2 separate regions of the Homo sapiens genome follow, and region 1 is linked to region 2. Evidence: chromatin contacts called from ENCODE Hi-C or POLR2A ChIA-PET data. All regions are on one chromosome and are shown on one strand. Each heading gives the region's core, a stretch centred on a gene start or an enhancer-like site at or near the end of the contact. The rest is flanking DNA. Distances are from core to core; before and after follow the strand shown.

Region 1 (4,411 bases), core at 847-3,346, 2.0 Mb before region 2:
TGAAAAATGCAAATAAAACTTAGTATTATTGTGAAAACAGTTTTGACCTTGCAGATTCCCTAAAAGGATCTCAGGGATCTCCAAAGGTCTACCCAGGTAGGAAATGTGGTAACATGGAGCAACATGGGAGAAGGGACAGGCACCTCTGGGAAGCCTGTACTTCATGAAACTGTCTGTCAGAAGACACTCAGTTACCAGTGGTTGTAGCTCCCTAGGAGCGGTTGTGATGCAGGACAGGAGAGCCACAAAATGTGGCTTTTTCCTTGGCTTTGCCCAGTAAAGAATTCAAGGGCTAGCTGGTGGCAGGGTAGCCGAAAACAGCTTGATTGAAGTGGCAGTGTTACAGCTCCATGACTGATCCTGCAGAGCAGGACTACCCCATAGGCAGAGAGTAGCTGCTCAGGGCAGTTCTATGGTCATATTTATACCTATTTTTAATTGCATGCAGATTAAGTGTTGGTTTATGCAGAATTTTCTAGGAAAAGGGGAGTAACTTCTGCGTCATCGGGTCATTGCCATGGAAAGAGGCGGGAACTCCCGGGTGTAGCCATGGTTACGGTAAACTGACATGGCACACTGGTGGACATGTCTTATGGAAAGTTGTTTCTGCCTCATCCTTGTTTTAGTTCATCCAGTTACGTCTATTTCTCGACAGGTCCTCTAAGTGGCTCTAAAGGGGAAAGGTGAAAATATGCCATGGGGCCCATTGCTAGGGTCTGAGGGATAAGGCTGGGAGTGGAGGAAGTGAGGAAGAAGGCCGGCCACCTACAGAACTCAGGCATTTGAGAAGATAAGCTGGATGAGCCCAGGCCACAGGAAAATTATCTTCTTGGGAACAGAGGTGGCAGATCAGGAGCCACAGATCTCCCCGCCACCCCCCAGCTACTGTCCACGCCTGTCTCCACCGCCTGAAGCCCCTCCTCCGACAGCCACAGCCAGAAGTAGAAGAGCTGTGGAACTCACATGTAGGGCTCTGTGGGTTTGGCTCTTAGAGTCAAGATGGTCACCGCCTCCAAGCGGCAGATAAGCAATGCAGGACTGGAGATAAGGGCGAGGGACAGACCATCTAGCCACCAGCCTCTACCCCCTAGAGACACCAAGAGGTGGGCAGAGAGCAAGTACTGGCCACAGGCAAAGCCAGAGCAGGCAGAGGGAGTGTATAGAACACCCTTGACATAAGTAACTCCATCTTAGCAAAAGACTCCACTTTACGTTTCAAAAGGCATCATGCCAACAGAGTCCCGATGTTCGCCTAACCAAAAAAGAGTGTATCCAACCAAATACGGGCATAAACAGGCACACTCCTTCACTATCAGTCGTCACCAGAAGACCCCCGTGGCCATAAAAAGAGCAGGACTTCTCTAGCTCTAAATGGCCGTCTTAACAGACCCTATCTTGCTGTCGCCCATGATAAACACCCGGCATCTGCTGCCTAAGGCTTTGCCCACATCAAAGACTCTTCCTTGCAAGACATTGAGGCCAGGACACCTTGTCTCTCCTGGGACTAGTTTGTTAACCCCTTTTCCTATCTATCTCCTTTGCTCTTGATGTTAAATGTTACCCTGCTTGATGTGGAATATTTAATCTACAACATTTAACATGTTGACTAAGTAGACTATTTTGTATGCTTTGCAATACTGACTTGGTGTAGTGGCTGAAGCCTGTGTGCCTATGGCTCTGACTACGGAGTGAGCGAGTGAGCGGGTAGTGTTAGGGGAATTGCCTCCTTGGGAACTCCATGTAGCTCCTGGCTTTTATGACTGGAATAGCATCAGTAAAAGTCTCACCTGGCGGAAAGACACAAACGTGGTGGACCTGGTTCTGTCTGACCCTCCTTGCTCGACTCAACGACAGAGAATGAGCTGGGAATAAGGGCAATGCACAGCCAACAGCGGAAGGGCTGTGGCCAGGCCCCTTCCTTCCTAAGTCCGGGTTTCTCTGGCTCACGAACGACCCCTGGAGGTAGACACCCGGCGACACCGCCCACCGGTCTATCCCTTCAGAAACCCTGTTCCCTGCCCGGTTGGCCCGCCTTCCGCTTTCGAAAGCAGAGGCAGTTCCGGGGTGGGAACCGCGCGGAGCTTTCTGGGAAATGTAGTCCTTGTCAAGAGGCTTCTGGGAGTCGTAGTCCCTACCTGTTCTTCCGGCGCACGGCCTTTCCGTTTTCCTGTTGCGGGTTCTATCGCTCTGCGGCGTGGGAAAGAGGCGTGCGCGTCCTTGCGTGGTCCTGCTTCGACCTGTGGTCTCTCTGGCTTCTGGTCGGGTGGGGAAGGTTTATGGGGTGGAACGTGAGAGACAGGCTTGGGCACTTTTGCGTCTGGCAGTTAGGCAGCAGGTGGTAGTTTCCATGATGGGGACGCAGGGGCAGCGCCAAAGGGCCCCAGAGAACGAGGCATCCAAGGGGGAAGGGGTGTGGGATACGAGCCGACTGAGGGGAGACGCGCCCAAAGCCGGGGACCTCACTACCCCAGAGTCGACCTTGAAAGAGCCCTCGAGTCAGACTGAGGAGATGGGCAGTATCCTCCGACAATGGAAAGCCGTTGTTCGCTTCAGGGGAGACGCGCTGTGACCCAAAAGTCATTTTACCGTCATCACTATTGCTGCAGTTCATTCAGAAGGGTTTTGGGGGAGGCCATTGAAGGCTGAGCAGCAGCCCAGGGAGAGTTGATGGGGGCTGATGGTGGGAGTGGCAGCATGGATTCAGTGGATGATGAGGGATCAGGGAGTGGGGCGAGTTGAGGATTCCCAGTTTTCTGGTGTGGGCTGTAGGCCTGTCTGCAGATACTCTCACCTAGTGGAATTCTTTTCCGTAACCTGTCTTAACTTAATGAGAGGCTTGATGGGTAAATGGTTAAAGATGCACGTGCACATCCCTTCACCAAACCATTCAGATGCTCACACTAAACCCAAAGGCCACTCGTTCACTTATGCACACAGCTCAGTTATACCTACCCTTGTGAACACACCGGTATGTAGTACACACAGCCACATAACAATTCATGATCACATACTCCTGGCATCAAACAAAGGGTAAATATATCCATCTCAGTTTAAACGGCCTCTGCTATCTTGGGCGAAGTGTGACCTCCACACAAGAAGGACCCAGGTTGACTTCCTCAGTCCTCTCTGGAAACTTCAAACAGCTCAGCCTTTATCCTTTCTCTTGGCTACATCCACCTCCTCTAAGGTCCTCTGACTCTTCCTAGTCATCTTCTGCCACTCTGGCTTGATGGGAGGGAGATAGAAATGGGCTTGAATTCAGACAAGGGCTTTGCTTATCTGAAATGTGTTTGCTGAGGTTCTTATTCCCAGAGCAGTAGCTCTGAACATAATATTTCGTGTGTGCTGAATTCTGTTGAGAATCCAAAGAAAGTTGTGAACCCTCTTCCTGGATAAACACACATCTTTACATCCACACTGTTTTGAAAGCAAAATTGAAACCCATATGTCGGGCCCTGGTTAAGAACCTCACCAGAAGATCAGAACATCAGTTTCCTGATTGCCCTCTGTCTTAGCTCATTCAGGCTGCTCTAACAAAATACCTTAGACTAGGTAATTTATAAGTAACAGAAATATATTGTTTACAGTTTTGGAGGCAAGGAAGTCCAAGATCAAGGACTGGACTGGTGAAGGCTTACTCTCTGCTTCAAAGATGATGCTTGGGGCTGGGCGCGGTGGCTCACGCCTGTAATCCCAGCACTTTGGGAGGCCAAGGCAGACGGATCACGAGGTCAGGAGATCGAGACCATCCTGGCTAGCACGGTGAAACCCTGTCTCTACTAAAAATAAAAAAAAAAATTGGCCGGGCATGGTGGCAGGTGCCTGTGGTCCCAGCTACTTGGGAGGCTGAGGCAGAAGAATGGCATGAACCCGGGAGGCAGAGCTTATAGTGAGCCGAGATCAAGCCACTGCACTCCAGCCTGGGCGACAGAGCGAGACTGTCTCAAAAAAAAAAAAAAAGATGGTGCCTTGTAGCTGTGTCCTCACATGGTGGAAGGGCCAAAGGGCCAAGTTAGCTCCCTTCAATTCCAACTCCTTTTATAAGGCCACTAAGCCCATTCCTGAGGCAGAGCCTTCATGAATTAATCACTTCCCCAAAGGTCCCATCTCTTAATACTATCACATTGGGTATTAGGTTCCAATATATGAATTTGGGGAGATCACCAATATTCTGACCATAACACCCTTTCTGCAGTCTTCAAGTGGCTCAAGAGGGGGAGAAGAATAGGGTCTCAATCCCCATAGGAGTTGGAGTGTGAGGAAGGGGCAGCCTCTTCTCCCATCCATCTGTAACCCTTAGTTATGGAGCCAGACATCAGTTATTGTTGGTCCTCCACTGGGCAGTCAGTCATTCAGCTGGTTAAAGAGTCAGTTATGTAGTCAGTTTAAGCTTGTCAGATGTTTAGTTACC
Region 2 (4,390 bases), core at 1,184-3,683:
GAGTCAAAATTTAAACCAAGGTTTGTCTGGTTCTGGATCCTAGATGGTTTCCAATTTATCATAGCGCTCCTCGGTATAAGTGGGAGGTGTGGGGAGACATAATGTGAGAGGTATGGTATACAGGAGAGGTACGGGGCTTGGGTGATTGCAGAGGAAGAAACTAAGCATAGCCTGGACTAGGGATGGGCATGACAGGGTCAAAGAAAGCGTCCCAAGAGCCTCATCACGGCAGAGAAAAAAGGGAGGGAAAGTCTAGGCTAAGAGATTGCAGCTAGGAAAGAGGCTTGGTTCACTGGACATGATACTGAAGAGGCCGTGTGTTATCATGGAAGAGCCTTTGACATAAGCAGAGAATCAAATCTTAGCTCAGCCTCATGCAGTTTGCTTATTGCTTTGCCTAACTTCTACTTCCATTTCCATTAGCAAAAAAGAAAGAAAAAGCCATTTGTTCCTAGTCACCTCTTCTTCTCCTATAAATGTTGGTATCCCTACAGATTCTGAACGATGTCCTTTTCTCCCTTCTCAGATTCTTACTCGATGATTTCTCCTATCCTGCCACGACTTCAATTACCTTTATATGCCAGAAACTCTAAAATCTGAATCTCCTGCCAAGATCACCTTCCATCCAATTACTCAACCTCTCTCATGTACTTGAATACTGCCAAGTCAGAACCCATCAACTTTCCCTTGTCTCAAACCTGCATTTTCTGTTCCCTATCTCAGCATCATCCAGTAGGCCATACAGGCCAGAAATCTTACAGCCATTCCTAAATTCTCCCTGATCCTCCAGATCTAGCCAATAGCAGTAGTAATAACAACAACAGTAATCAAATAGCTGTAGTAATAATAACAGTAATTATAAGAGCTACCATTTATTAGCTATTTACTACATGCCAATACTGACTGAGCTAAGTACTTTACACATTCAGCCCATTTAATACTCACAACAACCCATGAGGTAAACACGAAGATTATCCCAATTTTACAAAAAAAAAAAAAAAACAAAAAAAAAAACACCACTGGCAGAGAACATACTGATTGTTTGCCTTCATAAATCTCATTTTAATCCTCCATTTCCCACTGCCACTACTCTAGTCAAGGCTATCCTCATCTCTTGCATCAGCCTCCCTTTCTCCATTCTGGCCCCACTACAGATCATTCTCCACAGAGCAACCAGAGTAATCTCTTTAAAATGTAATCAAGATTACTCCCAAGCTTAAAATTCACGAATGGCTTCCAACCTCATTTAGAAAAAAAGTTAAGGTGGTCTGCTTACCTACACTATGTCTCTCACTAAGTGATGTGCTCTATGAAGACCAGACCTTGTCTTATACTCATCTCTGGCACCCAGGGTTCCTCAGGGTATCCAGCACACAGCAAGTGCTCAGCACTACTCTCTCCTCAGTCTCACCCATTCACTCACCTTTAGTTACCATTTTTACTCCGATGTTCCTCACTTTATATTTAACTCCATACTAAACAGTTGACTCTTAAAGTCACCTCAAATTTAATGTGTCCCAAATAGGTTTAATTCCGCCTCCTTTCCCATCTCCTGATCTCATCTACTCCTGCACTACCCCCGCCCCCAAAATAACGGTTCCAACAATTAATTAATCTTCTTCATCTTGGTGTAAATGGGACAACCCTCTATTCCAATCAAAAACTTAAGAAACAATCTTAATTTGTCCCTTTAAACTCATATCCAAAGCCTTAATCAAGCCTTATCAATCCTACCTCCAAAATGGGTTCCCAAATATCTGTGCTCAGTCTCATTTCTGGACATCTGCTACTGTCCCCTATGCTTGAGAAGCTTCTTGCTTTCTCCTTAGCATGGCTAACCAGATCTCAGCTTTGGTCATATTTGCCAGGAACCCTTCCCTGACCTTCCAACCTAGTTTGAGTGCCTCTCCTGTGTGCGTCCCCTATAACAACCCGGGTCACACTGCACTGCCAATTCCCCATGGACATGAGTTCCCACAGGGAAATGTCTGTGTCAGTCTTAGTTTGCCATATCCCACAGAGCTTAGCACAGTGCTCTGCACGGAGCGGAACTCAGGCACTGTAGTTGAGTGAGTGAACGAATGAACAGATATGCAGGTGATGACAAACTCTACAGGTACAGAAGGAAGACAGCTGAATCTGAGGAAGCGCTAGGATACGTGTCGCGGGGGCTATCGCGTGGTTTTCGCCTGCCAGAAACAGGATCTACGTCTCCCAGAAGAACGCCCCAGCGAAAGTCCGGAAGGTCACTTACCGGCCTCGGAGCTGAACCGGCGGCGTGGCAGCCCCATCTCGAAAGAGCAAGGTAGCGGTTGGAGCAGGCCACCGTGCCAGGGCTGGATTCGAGCCCGGAAACAGACCCGTTCCACGCCCGGAGAACTCCTCAAGAGGCTCCACAGCAATACAGTTGTTCCGAGGGGCGCCATGATTATCAGAAGCCACTTGCGCCGGAAGTGGTTGGGAGGGATTCCGAGTCACACCCAGTTCTTGCAGCACTCTGGGAAATGTAGTCTAGTTAAAGGCGGAAAGGGCCGGAAGTCTTCCGGGCCCTTATAGATTGTTTCTTCTAAACTACTTATTCACAAGTAGACGGTGTTTATGTCCTTCCCTATGCATAAAGTTAAAACTTACACCTTTTTCCCTATATGCTCTTTTTCCTACCCGTTTCCATCGTTCTAAATAACAAATTTCCGGCCAGGCGCCGTGGCTCACGCCTGTAATCCCAGCAGTCTGGGAGGCCAAGGCGGGCGGATCACCTGAGGTCAGGAGTTCGAGATTAGCCTGGCCAACATGGTGAAACCCCCGTCTCTACTAAAAATATAAAAATTAGCCAAGCATGGTGGCGGGCGCCTGTACCAGGAGAATCGCTTGAACCGAGGAGGCAAAGGTTGCATTGAGCCAAGATCGTGCCATTGCACTCCAGCCTGAGCAACAAAGCAAGACTCCATCTCAAATAAACAAACAAACAAACACTCTAGCCTGGGTGACAGAGTGAGACTCTTGTCTCAAATAAATACATAATTTATGTATTCCACTTCCTGCCCAAACCTTCTCCCCCATCCTCAGGTTTAAATCCAACTACTTCTTAAATTTCTCCATCCACACTGCTCACATGCACCCTAAATCTAACTCCTGACTCCAAGCCCTGATTACCACCACCACCACTGCCACTGCCAATTCATACACCTGATTCTCTGTCTCAACACTTATTCCTTTCCTTTATAGCCCATTTTATAATCTGTTATTTTGCTCTTTATCTGCTTATTTCTTTTTCTCACCCCATGAACACAGTGACTCTACATATTTTATTGCAATATCACCTAGCCTAGTACATCTACGTGCACAGCAAACTTTTGTTGAATAAATGAATGAATGATTAAATGATTCTTTACATTTTTTCCAGCTATCCAGGATGTGCAGGTCTTATCCTTCTCTAGACTATAGATTGGTGCCTGTGCTAAGCACTTATCCCAAGGCCTGGGAAAACAGGGTGTTAGTAAACTCTTGTTTGACTTAGCTGGATGAATAGACTCACCTTCCAGCCTCAGCTATTTTCCCCCAACTTAGCATTAATATTAACAGTGCTGTTTATGAACTCATTCCCTATTTGGGAGGGGAAGGGAGAGCACTAGGCTTGGTGCCTATTTAGGCAAGTCTGCTGCCCTGCACTTCCCAATGCTTACACCTACATGATAGCAGGTGTCAGAGACTAGTGGCAGGATGAATGCAGGTGTCTCCCAGCCCATGCCTTTTCTCTGAAAATGAACCCTCTACTTTCTTCCCATAGCTGAGGGAGCAGGCCTCAGTGGCTATGTTTTTCCTGTAAACATCCTCCTGGACACAGCTGATTGGACACTTAGTGCAGGATGAATGAATCCATTGGCTGCTGTATTAGCATTAGTTTCCTGTGGCTGCTATAACAAACTACCACAAATATTATGGTTTAAAATAACAAAAATGTATTCTTTCACAATTCCGCATGAGAAATCTGAAATCAGTATTACTGAGCTGAAATCAAGGGAGCTCTGCTCCCCTTAGAGTCTATCTCTGGAGAAGAATCTGCCCCTTGTCTCTTCCAGTTTCTGATGACTGTAAACATTCCTTTGCCTGTGGCTGCATCATTTCAATCTCTGCCTCCATCTTCACATCAGCTTCTCTTCTTCTATTTGTGCCAAATCTTCCTCTGTTTTCTTCTTATAAGGATGTATGTGATTGCATAATCACTGACCCACCCTGATAATCCAAGATAATCCCCATTTTAAAATCTTTAACTTAATCACATCTGCAAAGACCATGTTTCCATATAAGGTAACATCCACAAGTTCCATGGATTAGAGTGCAGTTATACTTGGGAGGAAGTATGGGGGCATTCTTCAGCCTACCCCAGATG

What was found. Hi-C counts contacts between places; a loop is a spot of excess contacts on that map. ChIA-PET counts read pairs that join two places held with the same protein, here RNA polymerase II (POLR2A). Pooled maps may share reads with other maps.
Region 1: a pooled map shows a loop between it and region 2 (10-fold over the local background). The contact joins the enhancer-like site here to the promoter of MRPS22 in region 2. A Hi-C loop is called at or near these places in 5 of 50 pooled maps. POLR2A ChIA-PET finds 5 or more read pairs at or near these places in 2 of 52 experiments (GM12878 and MCF 10A).

Annotation. Positions count from the first base shown.
Region 1 is chr3:141,309,481-141,313,891 of GRCh38, reverse strand. LOC124909441 (a long non-coding RNA gene) reads right to left here. Exons shown (of 4, transcript XR_007096119.1): 3 at 2,136-2,255. Among named protein-coding and RNA genes, the nearest start is that of ZBTB38, 57 kb to the left of the region's middle. RefSeq lists an enhancer at 2,063-2,252. Within about 2 kb of position 2,096, at least 29 of the 41 ENCODE cell types and tissues checked have a DNase peak (open chromatin) inside an H3K27ac peak, as active enhancers do; they include GM12878, where a contact is called at or near this core.
Region 2 is chr3:139,342,063-139,346,452 of GRCh38, reverse strand. MRPS22 (mitochondrial ribosomal protein S22) reads right to left here and starts at 2,433. Exons shown (of 8, transcript NM_020191.4): 1 at 2,255-2,433. The coding sequence starts at 2,426. RefSeq lists enhancers at 1,826-1,945, 1,956-2,055, 2,032-2,326, 2,286-2,375.